Regions from separate parts of the Homo sapiens genome. Here regions 1 and 3 are each linked to region 2. A link is an interaction called in ENCODE POLR2A ChIA-PET data of the cell type or tissue named here. Cell type or tissue: GM12878. All regions are shown on one strand.

Region 1 (2,500 bases), 81 kb after region 2:
CCGTTTTTTTAAATTGTGAGGTACAGTATACATGCAGAAGAGTGTGAAGCACTTATATTGAGTTTTAACAAGTAACTATGAACAGTCACCTTTATGATCCACCACCCAGGACAAGAAATAGAACAGTTCCAGCACCTGAGAAACCTTGTGTCTCCCTCGCAGTCCTTCCCAACTCTAGAGCAACCCGTCATGAAAAATGCTACCGTAGTCACTTCCTAGCTTTTCTTTGTAGTTTAATAGGTATATATATGTAGCCCTAAAAATGTATTTCAGGGAGATTTCTTTTTATTGGTAGAACTTATGGCTGAAGTAAAATTTTCTTAGGCTTGACCAAGAAGTCATATTCTCTAAGTCTGTCTGTCTTTTGGTTTACATTAAACTTCATTTAAACTCATGAAATGTATGAAAAACAGAAAACTGTCTAAATGTAGAAAATGTAGCCTTTATTATTCTTCTCTAAAACCATAGTTGTAAATTTTGATGAGGAAATATTGATTGGTTTTCAAGTATAAGATGAGCCTCCTTTTTAAAGAGTATTTTATACCTATAAAGAGCAAAATAATACGTTAGCTTGAAGACTAGATAACCACATCTTAGGTTATCTTTGAAGACTTCCACAAAGCCATCACAAATGGCTAGATCTGTGATAAAACAGGCATAGTAAAATGTTCACTGTAGAAGTGAGGTTGTGGCTATGTATCTTTCACTATACAATTGTCAGCTGTTCTGTATGCTTGAAAATTGTTGTAACAAAATATCGGAAGGGAATCATAGAATAAGAAGATATCTCTTTAAACTCTGCCGTGGGAGAGTCGATAATTTAAGCAGTCTGTCTTTATTTCCTTCAATCCATTAATATTCATAACTTATTTCTAAGGTTTAGAAATATAGCTGAGTAGAATTTGAACAAAAAAGTAAACAATACTTTAAAAGAAAAAATAAAAGAAAAAATATATATCGCTGAGGATTTGGGTACCTTTAAATGTTTTCTTCTTCACTTTCAGTTTTTCTTTAACATCAGCACTGATGACCAAGAAGGCCTTTACAGTCTTTATTTTCATAAATGCCTTGGAAAAGAATTGCCAAGTGACAAGTTTACATTCAGCCTTGATGTGAGTACTGTTTGGAGATTGTTCTACGTGGATTTTGTCAGCATAAAACGGGAGATTTGTTTCTGTATAAGATTAGATTTTAAGAATACTTAAGAAAAGAATGTGGGCAGACACACATTCCTGCCACTGTGCAGGATACTTCAGCAGAGGATTCATAGGAAAATACAAAGCAATTTAGGATGTGTCTGCACTTTAACCTGTGCGTTAAGAATGTGGTTGTTTTGGCTGGGCATGGTGGCTCATGCCTGTAACCCCAGCACTTTGGGAGGCTGAGGTGGGCAGATCACCTGAGTCCAAGAGTTTGAGACCAGTGTGGGCAATATGGCAAAACCCTCTCTCTACAAAAAATGTGAAAAATTAGCCAGGCGTGGTGGTACACACCTCTAGTCCCGGCTACTCAGGTGGGAGGATTTCTTGAGCCCAGGAGGCAGAGGTTACAGTAAACCGAGATTGCATCACTGCACTCCAGCCTGGGCAAAAGGGTGAGACCCTGTCTCAAATTAAAAAAAAAAAGTGGTTGTGTGGTTATTTGCTGGTACTCACTTTTTTTTTTTTTTTTTTTGAGATGGAGTTTCATTCTTGTTGCCCAGGCTGGAGTGCAATGGCATGATCTTGCCTCACCGCAACCTCCATCTCCTGGGTTCAAGTGATTCTCCTTCCTCAGCCTCCTGAGTAGCTGGGATTACAGGCGCCTTTCACAATGCCTGGCTAATTTTTTTTTTTTTTTTTCCAGACGGAGTCTTGCTCTGTCACTCAGGTTGGAGTGCAGTGGTGCAATCTTGGCTCACTGCAACCTCTGCCTCCTGGGTTCAAGTGATTGTCCTTCCTCAGCCTCCCAAGTAGCTGGGATTACAAGGGTGCGCCACCACACCTGGCTAATTTTTGTGTTTTTCGTAGAGACAGGGTTTCACCATGTTGGCCAGGCTGGTCTTGAACTCCTAACCTTGTGATCCACCTACCTCGGCCTCCCAAAGTGCTGGGATTACAGGCGTGAGCCACTGTGCCTGGCCCTAATTTTTTTTGTGTTTTTAGTAGAGACGGGGTTTCACCATGTTGGCCAGGCTGGTGTTGAACTCCTGATCTCAGGTGATCGTGATCCACCCGCCTCAGCCTCCCAAAGTGCTGAGATTACAGGTGTGAGCCACCATGCCCAGCCACTGGTACTTACTTTCTTAAGCTTAAGTGAAACAACTGAGATTCCAAATTGCTGAATAAGGGATGATATGTTTCTGAAAAGTAAAAATTAATTTCATGCTGGTTTCAGATTGAGATCACAGAGAAGAATCCTGACAGCTACCTCTCAGCAGGAGAAATTCCTCTCCCCAAATTATACATCTCAATGGCCTTTTTCTTCTTTCTTTCTGGGACCATCTGGATTCATATCCTTC
Region 2 (2,500 bases):
TAGGTGCTAGAGCTAAAAGGTAAAAATTGCTAAGAGGGGCTGGACGCAGTGGCTCACGCCTATAATCCTGGCACTTTGGGAGGCCGAGGCAAGCGGATCACTTGAGGTCAGGAGTTTGAGACCAGCCTGGCCAACATGGGCATCTCTACTAAACCTCATTTCTACTAAAAAAAAAAATGGCTGGGCACAATGACTCACGCCTGTAATTCCAGCACTTCAGGAGACCAAGGCGGGCGGATCACAAGGTCAAGAGATTGAGACTATCCTGGCCAACATGGTGAAACCCCCAACTCTACTAAAAATACAAAAATTAGCTGGGTGTGGTGGCATGGGCCTGTAGTCTCATCTACTCGGGAGGCTGAGGCAGGATAATTGCTTGAACCCGGGAGGTGGAGGCTGCAGTCAGCCGAGATCGTGCCACTGCACTCCAGCCTGGTAACAGAGCAAGACTCCGTCTCATAACAAAAACAAAAAACAAAAATTAGCCTGGCATGGCGGCACGCACCTGCACCTGTAATCCCAGCTACTCAGGAGGCTGAGGCAAGAGAATCCATTGAATTTAAGAGGAGGAGGTTGCAATGAGCCGAGATTGTGCCACTGTACTCCAGCCTGGGTGACAGAGCAAGACCCAGTCTCAAAAAAAAAAAAAAAAAAAAATCGCTAAGAGGCAATTTTTGTCCATGTGCATGCCAAATTAGTGGAAAAAACGCTAATCTGCAGAGATGAAGAGGAAAGCAAACACAAGACATTATTACCCCCATATGTTCAAAATGTACCTGTGGACTTTCCACTGGCCAATTTAAGTCCCTTGTGAGACTGGCCTGTTCATCCAGCCACTGGTTCTGTGAGATATCCCTTGCAACAGACACTTTTGTCTGAGCATCTTGGCTGACAATCTAGCAGCTATCCCCCATCCATCCCATCTTCCCTTTGGCAGAGCACCTGTCTTATTACAGGATCACTTTCTCCATCTCTCTTGCAACACAGACATGGGCATGTGACATTACCCTGGCTAACCAGATGTAGCAGATATCTACTAAACACGTACTGAGAAAGGTTTCCTCCCAAAAAAACCCGGATACTTTTTGTATTTTTAGTAGAGATGGGGTTTCACCATGTTGGAAAGGCTGGTCTCCAACTCTTAACCTAAAGTGATCTGCCTGCCTCGGCCTCCCAAAGTGCTGGAATTGCAGGCATGAGCCACTGCACCCGGCTCCCTCCTCTTCTTTACTTGACGTGGTCATAGCTACCTGTGATGCTTGAAATGGCAGAGCCAGAGATGGAAAGCACCTGGCTTTTTGATGACAATTTCTCAGCTATTACTGAACTGAGACACCAACCTGGAATTTCCCTGCCTCTGGACTCTTTGTCATGTGAGATAGAAAATGTGCCCTTGTTGTCTAAGCCACTTTTCTTTGGGTCTTTTTTTTTTTTTTGTCTCCTTCCAAAATGTTGCTATAATTCAACCATTCTTATTGAGAGCTCACTCTCAGCCAAGCTCTGTACTGGCACTGGAATGAGAGTAGGGAACAGTAGAGTGCTAATGAGCACTCTAGGCTAAAAGAGCAGTAGAAACATAGACTTGCAGGGCTCAAGATAGACATGGGATTAGGGAAGGCCTTTCAGAGGGAGGGATTTCTAAGAGGAAATGAGAAGAATAAGTAAAAATCAGCCAAGCCAAACAGACAGCAGAGATGGAAGGAAGGTGGAAAAGCAAGAGACAGTTAGGTGGGCGTGGTGGCAGGCACCTGTAGTCCCAGCTACTCGGGAGGCTGAGGCGGGAGAACAGCGTGAACCCAGGAGGCGGAGCTTGCAGTGAGCTGAGATGGTGCCATTGCACTCCAGCCTGGGTGACAGAGTGAGACTCCATCTCAAAAAAAAAAAAAAAAAAAAAAAAAAAAATATATATATATATATATATATATAAAATATATATAACATTATTACTTATAACAGCATGAAGAATTACAAGTAGACAGAAACAAACATAATAAAAGGTGTGCAAGAACATAATAGAGCAAAGTATAAAACTTTATTAAAATGCATTTGCTAAGGTTTTAATGAATGTATCCTCCAAAAGTCATGCTGGAACTTAACCTCCAAGGTGACAGTACTAAGAGCTGGTGCCTATGGGAACTGATTAGGCTATGAAGGCTCCACCCTCATGGATGGGATTAATGCCCATATGAAAGATGCTTCAGAGAGCTGCTGTTGCTCTTCCATCCCTTCCCCATGTGGCAACACCAACACCTAGATAGCACCATCTGAGGAATGGGCCTTCACCAGTCACTGAACCTGCTGGCACCTTGATCTTGAACTTCCCAGCCTCCAAAACTGTGAGAAATAAATTTCTGTTGTTTATAAATTATCCACTCTCAGGTATTTTGTTATAGCAGCACAAATGGACTAAGACAACATTAAAGAAAAACAGAATAAATATAGAAATATACCATGTTCATGGATTGGAAGGCCATATATTATAGATATATCAATCCTCCCC
Region 3 (2,500 bases), 130 kb before region 2:
GATACGAGCGTACAGAAACATTTCAGCGTATGCAAGGATAACACGGTGACAAGGAACCAAGATGACACATTGCCAGTTCCATGGAAAGCCTGGGGCCCCTCCGGAGTCGGCCACCTTGCCTGACCCCAGAGGTGGCTCTTTGCATGTGGTTCCCTCATCCCGCCTTTTTTTTTTTTTTTTTTCCTGAAAAAAGCTTCATTTTATTATTATTTTTTGAGACAGAGTCTCACTCTGTTGCCCAGGCTGGAGTGCAGTGGTATAATCTCAACTCACTGCAACCTCTGCCTCCTGGGGTTCAAGCAATTCTCCTGCCTCAGCCTCTGGAGTAGCTGGGTCTACAGGCATGTGCCACGACGCCTGGCTAATTTTATTTTTTATTTTATTTATTTTTAGTAGAGACGGGGTTTCACGGTGTTAGCTAGGATGGTCTCGATCTCATGACCTTGTGATCTGCCTGCCTCAGCCTCCCAAAGTGCTGGGATTACAGGCATGAGCCACCACACCCGGCCAAAACATCATTTTAAAATTGAGCTTTCTGACTGTGCTCCTGCCCTTAACACCTTCCCAGCAACTTTCTGCTCCTTGATGAGGAAGGCACACTTGATCCTGTCGGGAACACGTTCACACAGAAGCACCAGATGCACTGCTGATGGGTTTTTTGTTTGTAGACAGGGTCTCACTGTGTTGCCCAGGCTGGCCTCGAACTCCTAGGCTCAAGTGATCCTTCTGCCTCAGCCTCCCAAAGTGCTGGGATTACAGGCGTGAGCCACCACGCCTGGCCGCTTGCTGACATGTTTTTGCTTTGGGGCAGTCTCATAGGAGCTTTAGGTCTCACAGCACAAACCCCTCGGAGTCAGCCCAGGCCCATGCCATGTGCAGACTTTGGCAGTTTCCCAATCTTGGTATAAAGGTAAACGATTCTCTTCCCAGGGGTTCGGGCCGGCCTAGTGCTGTTAGAGGCTGTATTCTAGGAAAGCCTATGACGGTTTGGGAAACTGGGCCATGCTGAGTGCCTGTAGACAGCGTTCCCGGAAGAGGAAAAAGCAACCTTTGTCTTTATGTGGGAATCTCTAAGCAATATTTTTGGCTTTGTTTACATTTGAAGGTTAGATATGTGTCAATCCACGTGATTGACATTGAACATGGAAAATGAGAATGAAAGTTTTGTCTGGAAGATTTATTTAGGAGGTTTGGAGACAGTTCTTGCACTACAGAAAGGTGGGCTGGAAATAGGTACCAATTTGCCTTAAAACGTTTCTTTTAAAATACCTGGCTTTTAAGGAGTTCAGACTGAGATGCCAAGATCTGAAGTCTGTGCTTGATTACTGAGCAGGGACAGGAAGTGCTCGGTGACTGGGGAGGCGGGGCTCAGGCCTCGCTCCCCACGGTGCCCCACGGTGGCTCCTCCTCCGCGCTAAGCCAGGGCGTGGCTTCAGCAGCGCTTCTTAGAGGAGCCGGAAAGGCGCCCCTGCACCGTGGGGGAGGCTGCAGGAGACCTGCCGCCTGCCTGTGGTTCTGTCGGCCATGGCGCTGCTCACAAACCTGCATCCGAATACATTTGCAAGGCGCAGCCACCCAAAAAGTGTAGTTCCTACCTTTGTTCTGTTTTAAATTCAGTGCAAACATAAATTATCCTGAGGGTCTTAATGCTACCTAATTTTGAGCCCCAGAGAGCCTTGGGGGAAGTGAGCAGAGGTTTCGGAATCACAGCCCCCTCTGGCTCGTCCCTTCTGCAACTTCACCTACACAGAGAGACACCTGCTACCTGGACGGAGCAAGGGTGAGCTGGGCGCAGAAGAAACACACGCCTTTGGGGAAAGCTAGGAGCAGTAGACAGCCTAGGCAATGTATGTTCTGGAAGGGTGTCCCAGGGTTTCTCAGGGTGCAGCCTCCATTCCTTCCTTCGATTTGACCCGGGACCAGCCTAGATGAGGGGGCCTGTGGAGAGCTGGAACTGGAAACAGGTTCTCAAGGGCAGGGCTCGGCACAGCGTGGCAGCCAGGGGCTGTGCGGACTGAAGGGATGCGGCCCTGTCCTAGGCTGAGACGTCCGTCCAGCAGGTGCCGCAGGGAGGAAGGGAGCCTTCCCCATCCCCGACGGGGACAGTGGGTCCGTGTTTCCTCCCACAGCTTTCGGCCCCTTAGCTCTGAGGACAAGGATAGGGTCCTTCCTCTGCTTCTTCTGTACCTTTTGTGGTCCGGAGATGTCCCCGGCGGAGGTCACTATACCATCTGGAGGTCTAACGGGAGGCAGGAGTGCTCAAGTCAAGGCCGAATGGGCACTCAGTGGGACCCTGGAGAAGCAGCTGACACACCAAGGGGCTGCCACGTGCCTGCTGGCAGCCTTCACACGCTCATCCCGGGTCTCAGAGGGCGCTGGCAACACAGATCCCTGCCTCCCCTATCGGGAAAGCGTTTTAGGACCAGGGAAAAGGAGGCCTCCCCCAGGCGAGTGCGCAGAGCCAGGGAACCCGTCTGGATGGTGGCTCTTTCCCACCATC

The links. Peaks named below come from ENCODE experiments on the same cell type or tissue, not always from the same donor. Only the 100,000 strongest peaks of a DNase experiment are listed, where the experiment ranks them.
Region 1: POLR2A ChIA-PET joins it to region 2 with 5 read pairs; 4 of 35 experiments call an interaction of 5 or more read pairs at or near these places.
Region 3: POLR2A ChIA-PET joins it to region 2 with 12 read pairs; 13 of 35 experiments call an interaction of 5 or more read pairs at or near these places.

The regions. Positions count from the first base shown.
Region 1 is chr9:130,089,872-130,092,371 of GRCh38, forward strand. It overlaps GPR107 (G protein-coupled receptor 107), which reads left to right. Exons shown (of 18, transcript NM_020960.5): 8 at 1,005-1,112; 9 at 2,377-2,500. Among named protein-coding and RNA genes, the nearest start is that of GPR107, 37 kb to the left of the region's middle. In GM12878, no CTCF peak of the experiment used is centred here; no DNase peak of the experiment used is centred here.
Region 2 is chr9:130,009,343-130,011,842 of GRCh38, forward strand. All of the region lies in intron 1 of FNBP1 (formin binding protein 1), which reads right to left. Among named protein-coding and RNA genes, the nearest start is that of FNBP1, 33 kb to the right of the region's middle. RefSeq lists enhancers at 708-757, 1,338-1,417. In GM12878, no CTCF peak of the experiment used is centred here; a DNase peak (open chromatin) is centred at 1,345; H3K4me3 peaks cover 1,154 bases; H3K27ac peaks cover 2,402 bases.
Region 3 is chr9:129,883,166-129,885,665 of GRCh38, forward strand. No RefSeq gene overlaps it. Among named protein-coding and RNA genes, the nearest start is that of MIR6855, 15 kb to the left of the region's middle. RefSeq lists enhancers at 1,245-1,539, 1,531-1,840, 1,639-2,320, 2,371-2,420. In GM12878, a CTCF peak has its summit at 2,058 (motif pointing right); DNase peaks (open chromatin) are centred at 1,406, 1,969 and 2,212; H3K4me3 peaks cover 1,003 bases; H3K27ac peaks cover 1,968 bases.